Linked DNA regions of Mus musculus: all the other regions are linked to region 2. Evidence: chromatin loops called from intact Hi-C (ENCODE). Cell type or tissue: heart. All regions are shown on one strand.

Region 1 (4,000 bases), 200 kb before region 2:
GGCAGGAAGAGACCCTCCACTCTTAGCTCCAGAGGAGACTGGTAATTGAAGAACTGATCTCTCAGCCTTTGTAGTGGGAATACAGGAGAGCTTAGAGCTGTCTATGAGACTTGTCCCAACAGAGCCCACCATGAAGAATGTCCTGTGGCTTCTCCCTGGGGTCTTCCACTCCCTTCTTAGATGAAGGGGTGCAGGAGGGCTCCCAGGGCTGGCTGAGTTCTCTGGACACTGAAGGGTGGTAGGAGGTGGTCTCTCCACTCAGACCACACCCTCCCTGCTGCAAATCCACCTCCCTGAGTGTCTAGAGCCGGGGTCTGCAGTCAGGTCGGGTGAGGACCAGAGACTCAGCCAGAGGCTGGCATTTCCCTGGTGTTGGAGGGAGGGGGGATGAGTCACTCGTGACTCACTCCAGGAGAAAGAAGAGAGTCAGTGAGTCAAGGATGCCTGTCCCGGGGGCAATTCCTGCTCCTGATGGTTCATATGGAGACCCACACGGCCCAGGGACAGAGTGTTGAAGATGCACCAGCTCACTGTTAGTCCTGCCCGTTCCTCTGTCTCCCAAAAGTCCATCTAGGACAGTCTCTGCCCGCCTCCAAGAGCAGGAGTCCCCTGGCTTGCCCTTCTCCCCAGGGAGGAACTGCTCGGCCTACTCCCCTTCTCCCTCACACCAGAGACTTCCCTACCTCCCTGGCCCTCCTCTCTGATTTAGAAAGCCATTCTCCAGCCCTCCTCCCCTAGGATTGAGTGCTCCCACCCTTTGCAGGCTTGCCTCTCCTGCCCTGAGCCAGACATCTGGCAGCCATGTCACTCCTCCTGTTGGTGGTCTCTGCCCTCCACATCCTCATTCTTGTCTTGCTTTTTGTGGCCACTTTGGACAAGGTAAGTTTCCAGCTCACTGGGAACCCCAGATATAGCCCATCTCTAAGACCCCACCTACCTGCCTCTGCTTCCCTTCCTCCCTACCTCTGTGCCTCCTCCTCCCCACTCCTCCCCTTCCCTACTCTTACTTCTGCGTGTGTACTTTCCCCTGGCCTAGCCCATGCATTTGGCCATCAGGAGTCATCCCCACTCTCCCTGACATCTTTTGTCCTGTGTCTCACCTCACCCTCCCCGGTCTCTGTCCCTTCCAGTCCTGGTGGACTCTCCCAGACAAAGAGTCCCTGAACCTGTGGTATGACTGCACGTGGAACACCACCACTCAAACATGGGCCTGCAGTAACGTCAGTGAGAATGGTGAGCATATGGCTGAGGGCAGGGGAAGGCCTGCCAGGGCCAGGGTTGGGAGCCTAGACTAGGCTATGAGCACCTGGGGTGGCCATAGGCAGCTTGTCTGGATGGAAAGGCACCAATAAATCCAGAGAGGTTGGAGCCACATGCTGTAGCTTAAGGAACAGGGGAGAAAGCTCCCTAAATTCTGAGAAGACTTTTCAGAGTTGTAAAGAAATGGAGCGAGTGTTGTGATGTGGGAGGGAGAATAGGGAGAGGCCAGAGTTCTAAGAGATGGAGTGGCCTGCCTCCTTTCAGGATTCGAAGTGACCGCCAGTGAGTGTGGGGATGGGGCTCATCAGTAAGATGTTTCCCTGGTAACCCTTGTAATCCTTGTAACACGGACATCTCTGAAGCTTGCCTGGCTGAACCTACAGTGAGTAGAGTCCAGCCAGTGGGAACAGCGGTTCCAGCTGTGACCTCACCTGTGTCGCCCCCTGTAGGCTGGCTGAAGGCAGTGCAGGCCCTCATGGTGCTGTCTCTCATCCTCTGCTGCCTGTCCTTCATCCTCTTCATGTTCCAACTCTACACCATGCGGCGCGGAGGGCTCTTCTACGCTACCGGCCTCTGCCAGCTTTGCACCAGTAAGCACTTCCCCCAGCTTGGGGAACGGTGGCGAGGAATGGGAGCGGGCCACTGGAGGCTCCCAGCCCTCTCCTGAGAGCAGCCTCCATGGCCCCCACAGGAGAGGGAGAGTGGAGCTGTGTGCCTTAGAGGCTCTGCGGTGAGCCAGTGCTTGAGAAGTCAGTGGTGGTAAATGAGCTGGGTTCCAGGGATGGGGGCAGCTAAAGGATCCACAGAAGGAATGTTCTGCATCATATCCGCCAACTGTGGTTTCTTGGGCACCTGTTCAAGAAGTCGTTTTGTTTGTTTGTTTTCTATTCTCCCAATACCGGGGCTATAACACGGGGCGTGCCAGACGGACTCTCATCTCTGAGGCATGTGCCCAGCTCCACACTGGTGGATTCTAGGCATGTGCTCTCAACTCTTTTTATTTATTTTATTGGAAATAGGTTGGATAAATGGTCCCAGCTGACCTTGAACTTTCTATCCTCATGCCCCAGCACCCTGGGTAGCTGAGAGAGCAGAGGTGGGCCATTATGTCCCACTTTTTTTTTTTTGTTTTGTTTTTGGTTTTTCGAGACAGGGTTTCTCTGTGTAGTCCTGGCTGTCCTGGAACTCACTTTGTAGACCAGGCTGGCCTCGAACTCAGAAATCCACCTGCCTCTGCCTCCCAAGTGCTGGGATTAAAGGCGTGCGCCACCACCGCCTGGCCCCACTTTTTTTTTTTTAAGGTCAAATAAATTGAGGTTTGAGACAGTGTGGGGGTGAGGGGAGGTCAATGAGATCTGAAAGCACAGGTCTATTTTTCCTTTTTTAATTTTTTTTGGTTCCAGGTTGCAAAGGGCTGAGTTAATCATGGTGGTTTTGAAAACATCTTCCTGGGTTCCCAGAGAACCCCCTTCATTTTTATCTCATGCTTGCATTTTTGGCTCATGAAAAACTCAAAAAGGTTCCATGGATACACAGCTGTCCATGGCCTTATTTCACAGATGAGCAGTTAGGGACCAGAGGTGGTAGTGGTTCTGGGAGGCCACTGAGGAGGACCTAGGACAGTGCGGCCTCCTGTGCACCCAGCCCCACACTGCTGTTGGTGGTCCCGCAGGTGCAGCTGTGTTCTCCGGGGCACTCATCTATGCCATCCACACCGAGGAGATCCTGGCCAAGCACCCGAGTGGGGGCAGCTTCGGTTACTGCTTCGCCCTGGCCTGGGTGGCTTTTCCACTCGCTCTGGTCAGCGGCACTGTCTACATCCACCTGCGGAAACGTGAATGAGCACTGTGTCCCCTAGAAAATAAATTCATTTAACCACGAGCCTGACTCGGCTCCTCTTCCTTCCTTAACAACACCTGTCCTCTCCCGGCCTCATCCAGAGCTCAACTCCCAGGCGCTGTGCCCTGGGACACTGGCTGAAGCCAGCTTCCCCAGGGCGCCCCTCTCCTCCCGGAATACCTCAGTGGAGCTTAGTGTCAGTCCCTCTCCCTGCTCCGGCTTCTGTGGTGTCACTCTTAGAGGAGCCCAGGCTGCCGTGCATTCTGAGTTGATGGTCTCTCCCGTCCCTCCTCTCTGACCCAGACACTTACTGACTGGCTGTTTCCTATTGCAAAAGGTTCTCCCCTCCATTGTAGAACCTAACCCTTCCCTCACCAACAAAGGCCACCTCTACAGCCAATATGACACCTTCCTCTACTCTCAGGCAAGGGGTACCAGCTAGATTTCCCAGGCACCTACTTTCTGGCTGCCCGCCATTGCGTGGTGATCAATCTGCCCTCCTGCCCTTCCTGTTTGGGATCCAGACTCTCGCAGGCAAAACTCTGCTCAGGCATGAGTGCTTGCTTCTAAGGGTCGAGTCTCAGACCCAGCCACACCCTCTTTCCAGGACTGTGATTCCCAACCCCCCTTGACCTGCAGCCACACTACTCCAGAGTTATTAAGCATGATTTATTCCTTTGGAAGAGGGTGCACAGACAGGGAGACCCAGACTAAGGGGATTGCTGCAGCGAGGCAGAGCGGGCCACGGAGCCTGCTGGGGCCTGGGCTGGAGTGATCTTGGGGTGGAATCCTGCAATTCTTCTTTGGGGCATGAAGTTTCCAGTGCCTCCAACCAGAGCAGATGAGCTGCAGAACAGATGGCTCATCTTACGTGGGGTCTGAAGAGGTTCCTCCAGACATT
Region 2 (4,000 bases):
GAGGAGCACGTGTACAGCCTTGCAAATTCCAGGAGGGTATGGGGAAAAGCCTAGGTACCGGTCAAGGGGAGGGGAGGCGGGGACACCCACCTTTCGAGCAGCCTGGATTTCCTGGTGTACCAACTCTTTAATGGGTGGTTGGCCCTCGCCTGGTGGCTGGGTGTAGAGTTGCGCCCGGGTGATGCCCTTCCAGGCAGTGTCTTCAGGCCAGCCAAGCCGCAGCAGGGGTGCCGGCTCCTCAGATTGCCTCGGCCAGTAGGTCAGGCTGCCCACGTCCCCATCGGTGATGGCTGTTCCCGTGCCTGCTGCACCAGGCTCCTGGCTAGGTACTAGCCAGTCTTCAGCAGCCGTAGCCAGGGCCTGAGCCTCATCTGCACTCAGAAAGGGGGGCAACCTCTCCTGCTGCACACAGGCCCAGAAAGTCTCCTCGCCACTGCTCAGCAGGGCTTCGAGTGCCAGCCGCTGGCCCTCAGAGTACAAGACGGCAGGGCTGGCCTTCGTTAGGGCTGGCTCGCCAGCCCCCAACTCCTCTCCTTCCAGCGCGGCCAGCTGGGAGGCTGCCATTCAAACCACACAAGGCCTCCAGAGGCCAGGTCCTGGAGGGTCTAGATGGCTTTTGGAGATAGACCATCTGGGGTCCTGTGATATTATGCGGCCACCCAAAGCCCCCAGGGTAGGTCTGTAAACATCCACACAGCTCCCTGAAGGTGCCCGACTCAGTCCCTACAGACTCTCCATACCCTTACACCATGGATCTGATCACATGTGCCTGCTGACTACCTGCCAGTCAGCCATCTCCCATTTTGCCTCTGCCAAACCGCAGGACCACCTGTGACTTGGAGCTACGGCAGCTTTAGGTGGTTCTTGGCTGTTCCAGGCCTGTCAGGATGACCTGGCTGCCCTGACAGGTCTGGCCATCAGCCTAAGCATTTTCTGCTAAATGGCTGCTTGCCTGTCCTTGGTCACCCTACTGCTTGTGACCAATGGCTCGACTGCCTGCCACTTTGGCTTATCTATGGTATCTGACCCACTCTTTCCTCCCTTTCATTGCATGGAGATTAATCTCAGTAGGACAGCAGGAGAGGCAGTTTCTGAGTCTGAGTAAACTTTCTTGCCCACCACCCCAGCTCCCACAGGCTAATCTCTCTCCCAGTTCTGCCTGTCATAGGGTCAGAAAGAACCTATCCCCTGCCCCCTCCCCCAACTCCTCCCCAGACACTTGCCAGTCTCCTTCAGTGAGGATCTTCAAGGTATTGAAGTCTGAAGTCTACCTTGGCTGTGAGCCTCAAAACCAGTCCGAGATGTTAGCAGCCATGAGTACTGTCCTCCGATCGATTGAGAACCTAGCCTGGGTTTCTTGCCAACCTTAGTCTCCAAGCTGTACTCTACTTCCTGGACAGGAACTATGGACCTGTGAAGCTGAATTAGGTTCCAGCCAACTGGCACCACGCGATCCAGAAGGCCAGGCCCCCCACCTACAGACCCCAGGCTTCGGCCCGGTCTGAGGGCCAGCTCAGGAGCTTCCGACTTCCTCCTGAGCAGCTCTCCACCCAACGGGGAGCAATTGTCAGGACACAGCCCCTTGTGCAAACAGAGGGGGAGGGACTACTAGGCATCTTGCTCAGAGACTGGCCCAGGCAGGGCCTCACCTGTTCCCACGCCTTGCCCCACATCCCCCAACACCAAGGTCTTGGGAAAAGCTAATCCTAGGAGGAAACAGGTGAACACAACACCCAGCAGGCGGGGCTCGGGCACAGGCAGGGGCTGCCCAGGTGCAGGGCAGGTCCCAGAGCAGGCCCCACCCCCTTCCCCAAAAATGGGTCTGTGCTGACTTCCAATCAAATGCTGTCACCACTAGTGGCCCTCATCCCACCCTGCCCCTTTCCAACTTCATGAATGAACACAGAGGACCATCATCATCCAATGTTTTTTTTATTAACAGTTAAGATCCAGGGTTAGTTTTTGTAGCCTCTGCTGGCCCTTCGGCCTCTGGCGCGCTCAAACTTCCGGCCCTTGGAACGGACATAGGGTCTGTGGGGAAAGGAGGGAGGTTAGAGAAGTCCAGCTCATTGGCACTAGGACCTGTTCCTGTCATACTGGAAACCTTCTGAGAGCCTTCGCAATAACCACTCACCCCTCAGAAGTGGCAGAGGCCCTGGCTAGCCCAGATTTGTGACCACCCCCCACCCAAGTGAACTTGACATCCTAGTGGCCACTATGGGTAACAACTACCTGAAGCCAAAGCTCTGATACTCACTTGGTATGGCTGTGTGGGGTTCCTGGGGCCTTGCCAAAATGTCGGTACACCTCTCGGCCCTTCCGAGGACCAGACAGGAGCACAGTGCCCCGGCCCTTGGGAGACTCCAGGGCCAGCTGGTCAAAGGTGAGGATCTTACCCCCAGCCTTGAGGATGCGACTCCGGGCCCGGCTGCTCACCCGCAGTGCACACACCTGAGAAGGCACACACCAGAGGCTGTGGGGACTGTCACGGCCCACCCCCGGTAGCAGACCCTGATAAACAACTGCCACTAAAGTCTCCCCAGTGGATGGCAAGCATCCTCAATGCTTTCAGGGCAAACAGACTCCAAAGCATCATTCTGCAGTGGTGAGGGGACACAACGAAGAGCAGCTTTGATTACAGCTCCCATGGCAGGGTGCCACTGGCACATAGCAAAGCCCCCTAATTGACTGGAGACATGTCCCTTTGGCCCATGCTGGTCACTTACCTTCAGCTTGGGAACTTCCAGAATCCGCACATCATCTGTGACCGTCCCCACAACCACGGCAGTCTTGTTCTCGCGGCCAGGAAGCTTCATCTTTCGGATCTGATGGGGGCAAGCATGTTAAGTCTTTCTGTGCCAAGCTGTCACCGGGAAGACCAAACAGCCAAGACCTCCACTGGCTGAGGCCGACCTCCCCCCAGTGACAGGGCCCCAAGAGCTTGCCAGCTATGACTGATTGTTGAAATCTTTCTTTCCAACCCCAGAAGTGACCCAGGTCAGAGAAATCCCCAGGTAGAAAAAGACCAAAGCACAGAGGCCCGCATCCTCTGCTGGCCTTACCCCACCGCCCCCAAACATGTGAAGCGCCCTCTGGCTGACTACTAACCATGCGGGACAGGGACAGAGGTGGCCGGTTGGTTCGGCTCATGAACAACCTCTTCAGCACAACCTGATTGAAGGTGGAGTTGGTCCGTCTGGCCAGAAACCTGTACAGCTGCAAGGGAAAGGAAAAGATTGAGCATGGGACTGCCTGCGCCACCCCCAAGCCAGGACCCTTCCACAGCTCTCCCATCCCGCTCAACTCCTGGTGATGTGGGGGGTTGGGGCACTGTGTCCAGGCTCCCCCCTCTCCCCACCCCACTCACTTTGGGAGCTGTAAGATGGCGTAGCACCCCGGGCTTACCTTGACAAGCAGCCGCAGGTAGATGTCCTGGCTCTTGGGCTCCTTGCGCCGAACCTTTCGGTCCTTGTTGTGGCGAATGTCAACACCCTGAGGGAGGTGAACCACCATAGAGCCAATTGTCAGAACCACTGCCCTATATCTTTGATGATATCTATACCTGTTCGTACCTGTAACTTTTAGGCTACTTAGTCGACAATTCAAACCTCAAAGGATTCAAACTAGAGGAAGAAGACATGTCCCACCCCTGACAAGTTCACTTAACACACACAAGTGATGTTTTTGTCTCGGCTTGGGACCATTCCTCCCAGAGTCCAGAAACTCATTGAAACACTGTCTCGGTGTAAAAACTGAGCTGCACAAGACAAGCGGCTGCTGGCTCAGAGTCCCTTAGAGCTCAGCTCTTGCTTAGCATGTGAAGGCCCTGGTTCTGGGCCCAGTATGGATGAGAGTTCAGATCCCTGTAAAGATGTTAGCTTTTATTTATGTTCTCAAAACTAGCTCCCAATCTGAAAAACAGTCAAAAAGAAGCCAACAGTACATTCTAGACGTGGAGACGTGTTTGTGACAAAGCCTTACACTACGTCCTTCAAATCAA
Region 3 (4,000 bases), 860 kb after region 2:
GTACCTGGTCAAATTTAACATCCCCAGACTCCAGTCTCGGGTCCAGTGTCCCACAACTGGGTTCTGAAACCTGGTGCTGGCTGGTGAGTCACACCACAAAATGGCTGTGGCTGCTCAAGCCCCCAGGCCAAGTATGCCAGATACACAAGAGCCCACTTGGAAGCCCAAGCTCAATGCAGGATGCCGTGGCACCTGTTTTGCCTCCCACAACCCCAGCAAGATGGCTGTGCACAGAGTGGCACCAGTGTTTATTGAGGGCTCAGCCCTCGGAAAACTGGCGGTACAGTCGCTGCAGTGCCGGGTCCAGATGCTCCTGTAACCGGAATGGAATCTCAAGGATCTCCAGGAAGCCTTCAGCCAGTGTGGGCGGCTCAAACTGCTTCCTGCGGGATGGGGGTGTGAGGCTCTGTACCCCACCTCCCCCACCCCCTCCAGAACCCCAGAACCCCCGAACCTGTAGCTAAACATGACCATGTCCGACACAGGTGCATGCGAAGGGTCGGTCATCTCACGAAACTGCAAAATGGCACAAAAGTCAGAGGGTGCAAGGCTTAGATGAGGGGAGGGCTAGGGTGGGATGGGGCCTGGAGAGTGGCTCACCCTGTTGTTGTGGCGTGCCTGCTCTATTGTAGCACAGAAGTTGAAACAGCGGCAGGGCACACCTGCATCTTTGGCACATTGGATGTACCTGTGGAGGCAAAACAGCTGTCACTGACGCCTAGTACACACAGTGCTCCCCTAGTACACGCAGTGCTCCCCTAGTACACGCAGTGCTCCCCTAGTACATGCAGTGCTCCCCTAGTACACGCAGTGTTCCCCTAGTACACGCAGTGCTCCCCTAGTACACGCAGTGCTCCCCTAGTACACGCAGTGCTCCCCTAGTACACACAGTGCTCCCCTAGTACACACAGTGCTCCCCTAGTATGTGCAGTGCTCCCCCAGTATACTCAGTACTCCCCTAGTACACGCAGTGCTCCCCTAGTACGTGCAGTGCTCCCCTAGTACGTGCAGTGCTCCCCTAGTACACGCAGTGTTCCCCTAGTACACTCAGTGCTCCCCTAGTACACGCAGTGTTCCCCTAGTACACGCAGTGCTTCCCGAGCCCACCATGAGTTTCCAGTACCTGGCCCGACTTGGGACATCTGGGTTGGTGTTGTCAATCACGACTCGCTTCCCCTGCCTCAGTGCCGCCTGGCATGAGCTCACACAGCGCTGCCACGAGCCCAGCGTGTCCTGTGGGACCCAGGGCAAATAACAAGTCAGTCTGGGGAGTTCCCATCCTTGAACGGTGGCGGGGAGGGGAGGTGCAGTCCCACTCACCCTGTTCACATGGACGTAGCCAGCTGACACTAGGTGCTCCTGGATGAAAGTGGACTTGCCGGCTGTGGGGGCAGTAGAGTCATCAGCTAGTGCCTAGGACCCAAGTGAGTGCCAGGGGGAGCCAGAGGTCAGGCTGTGGCATCTCACCCCCAGGGAATCCTACTGCGACCACCACCTCTGGGTTGGGGCTCAGGAGAGAGCTGGACTCTGGAAGGTAGAGGGGCCCAGCACTGGAGATAGTCCTCTGGCAGGGGAACAAAAAGGGGGCGTGAGACCAGGGAGCTCACAAGGGCCTCTCATCCCCTTCTCTTTTGGGCCTCACCGGGTCGAAAGCTGGAAGCTCAAAGCGGGCAGCCGGCCACTTAAGGAAAAACTCTTCCGGAGTGGCAAAGGGCAGGCCGACGTTAAGGGCGAACTGAGGAGGGAACGCAGGGGTTAGGTGGGTGCAGAGGTGCAGTGAGGGTGTCACACGGACAGGGCGGGGCACAGACACCAGGCTTACCAGGCGGTCTGCACAAGAGAAATCCTTTTTTTTCCTCCCCGGTGCCCAGTTGGCTAGGCGCCCTGCTGCATCTGTAAGGGAAGGGCAACCCTGTCCAACACTGAGCTCTGAGAGGGTTCCTGAACCCCTAGAAGCCTGCGCCTCTTACCTCCCACGAAGACACTGTCCTCTACCGAGATGGGGATGCCCTCGTTGGCCTACAGAGAGAGGCAGTGAGAAGTCCAGCCCACAGGATGGGACAGCAGAGGGGCTGGCTGGACCACACACCAGGGCATTGCTGCTGAGTGTCTCGCTTGCTCCCCCAGTTGCCTCCAGAGGGCGCACATCCTGCAGCAGCCCACACTGCCTGCTCTTCCAACTTGTGGCCCTAATCAAGGTGGGCCTTCCTGGATCTGTAAGCTCCTATCTGTGGGCCACTTCCTTCTCAGCCTGTTTCCCATGTCCCTGCTACCTACCAGACCCTCCCCCTTAGCCCTGAGCATCTCTGTTTACCTAACACTGCCTAGGACCTCACAGAGGCTGGACCTGGTTACCCCGTGCCCCCAGCACCTCTAGGCATTTCCAGTGGCCACCCGTGTGGTGAGGGGAAGGCTGGGACAGACAGTATAAAAGGCAGGAGGGCGCTCACCTGCTCCTGCAGATGGTCCCACATGCCACTCACTGGCTTTCGGTTTAGACCTGCATGTGTTGCCACCAGCACCTATGGAGGTAGCCAGGCCACAGTGTTCTTAGTGCCTGTCCCCTTGGGATCTCAGAGAACAGCTCCTGTCAGCATGATCCCAGCCAAGGCTTCCCCCCGCCCACCCCCGATGCATTGGCACGTTCTCTCTGGGTCTCTGTCCCATATAGTCCCTAAGTGTCCCTTCTGGCCGTACCTGAAATGGGACCCCTAACTTCTCCAATACAGCTTCCACCTTGCCCTTGAACACCTCTGCTGGCAGCTTGCCTCGCCCGATGCCCATTTGGTTGGTGAAGATTACCAACTGGGGACAGACAGGGACACACTGGAGCCCTGTCTCAACCCAGGCATGTGTATGCATGTGTCCGCGCACACACACACACACACTCACACACACGCGCACACACGCACACACAGGCTCCCACACCCACACACCTTGTAGCCTTCAGCAGCCAGCTCCTGGAGCTTCTTTGGAATCTCTGGGTACAGAATCCTAAGGTGGACGGGAAGTAGCAGGTGACTTGTGATCTAAAGAACTCTGGGCACCCAGCCCAGCCGCCTCCCATGTCCCACCTCACCTCCAGTCACTAGGGCTAGTGGGGAAGACCTTTCCAGAGCGGGTGGTGATGAGGGTCCCATCTAGGTCAAAGGCAGCCACCTGGTATCACCAACAGGGACAACAATACTGTCACCTCTGACCTTCCTTACAGGCTTACTGTCTTCCTTTTCAAGTCAAGGGTTTCTCTGTGTAGCCTTGGCTGTCTTGGAACTCACTCTACAGACCAGACTGGCTTTGAACTCACAGAGATCTGCCTCCCTCTGCCTCCCAGGTATAGGGACTGAAGGCGTGTACCTGGAGACACCAGCCTTTAAATACCAGTATTATCCTTCTGTGTCCTCTGCCCTCCACTTCCAGTTTGTTTGTTTTTTTTTTTTTAGTAGGAACCAGTGTCTCACAAATCCTTTTTCTCTGAGCATCTCCTTGGAGAACTAACAGCCCAGAAGGAGCAAAGGGCTTTGTTGGAAGAGTTGGAGAGATGGCTCAGTGGTTAGACTCAGTGGTTAGGAGCACACAAATGTCAGATGGCCCATAACTGCCTGTAACTACAGCTCCAGGGCACCCAATGCTCTGTGGCCTCTGCAGCCACCTGCATACAGTACACAGAAAATCATGCAGGCTCATATCAATTCTTTTTTTTTTTTTTTTTTGATTTTTGTTGTTGTTGTTTTTTTTTTCGAGACAGGGTTTCTCTTTATAGCCCTGGCTGTCCTGGAACTCACTTTGTAGACCAGGCTGGCCTCGAACTCAGAAATCCGCCTGCCTCTGCCTCCCGAGTGCCAGGTCATATCAATTCTTAAAAAAACAAACCTCACTGTTGGCTGAGTGGCCACAGGAAACTAGGCCGTGAATTTTCTGTGGCCTCATTTCAGAGTGATCCAAGAAAGGTCACCACTGATTACAGGGCCTGACCTGTACCCTGTACCTCAGTGGTGGCGGC

The links. Peaks named below come from ENCODE experiments on the same cell type or tissue, not always from the same donor. Only the 100,000 strongest peaks of a DNase experiment are listed, where the experiment ranks them.
Region 1: a loop joins it to region 2, with 2.8 times the contacts of the local background. A loop is called at or near these places in 3 of 42 quality-filtered maps.
Region 3: it touches region 2 in a loop (3-fold over the local background); 3 of 42 quality-filtered maps call a loop at or near these places.

Annotation. Positions count from the first base shown.
Region 1 is chr7:45,917,168-45,921,167 of GRCm38, reverse strand. Tmem143 (transmembrane protein 143) reads right to left here. Exons shown (of 8, transcript NM_144801.2): 8 at 3,755-4,000. It overlaps Emp3 (epithelial membrane protein 3), which reads left to right. Exons shown (of 5, transcript NM_010129.2): 2 at 764-879; 3 at 1,131-1,233; 4 at 1,710-1,850; 5 at 2,933-3,145. The coding sequence starts at 802. The coding sequence ends at 3,102. Among named protein-coding and RNA genes, the nearest start is that of Emp3, 2.3 kb to the left of the region's middle. In heart, a CTCF peak has its summit at 1,706 (motif pointing left); DNase peaks (open chromatin) are centred at 457, 1,207, 1,907, 3,617 and 1 weaker place; H3K4me3 peaks cover 1,145 bases; H3K27ac peaks cover 2,315 bases.
Region 2 is chr7:45,718,745-45,722,744 of GRCm38, reverse strand. Rpl18 (ribosomal protein L18) reads right to left here. Exons shown (of 6, transcript NM_009077.2): 2 at 3,406-3,492; 3 at 3,109-3,216; 4 at 2,727-2,825; 5 at 2,258-2,451; 6 at 1,910-2,031. The coding sequence ends at 1,956. Fam83e (family with sequence similarity 83, member E) reads right to left here and starts at 1,525. Exons shown (of 5, transcript NM_001033170.4): 1 at 91-1,525. The coding sequence starts at 564. In heart, a CTCF peak has its summit at 2,214; DNase peaks (open chromatin) are centred at 984, 1,874, 2,814, 3,414 and 3 weaker places; H3K4me3 peaks cover 2,047 bases; H3K27ac peaks cover 1,272 bases.
Region 3 is chr7:44,858,882-44,862,881 of GRCm38, reverse strand. Pnkp (polynucleotide kinase 3'- phosphatase) reads right to left here. Exons shown (of 16, transcript NM_021549.3): 4 at 3,080-3,159; 5 at 2,937-2,994; 6 at 2,698-2,805; 7 at 2,451-2,522; 8 at 1,971-2,019; 9 at 1,823-1,893; 10 at 1,643-1,735; 11 at 1,468-1,564; 12 at 1,321-1,382; 13 at 1,124-1,233; 14 at 601-688; 15 at 455-516; 16 at 1-383. The coding sequence ends at 260. Among named protein-coding and RNA genes, the nearest start is that of Pnkp, 3.7 kb to the right of the region's middle. In heart, a CTCF peak has its summit at 2,128 (motif pointing right); DNase peaks (open chromatin) are centred at 1,484, 1,751, 1,871 and 2,368; H3K4me3 peaks cover 405 bases.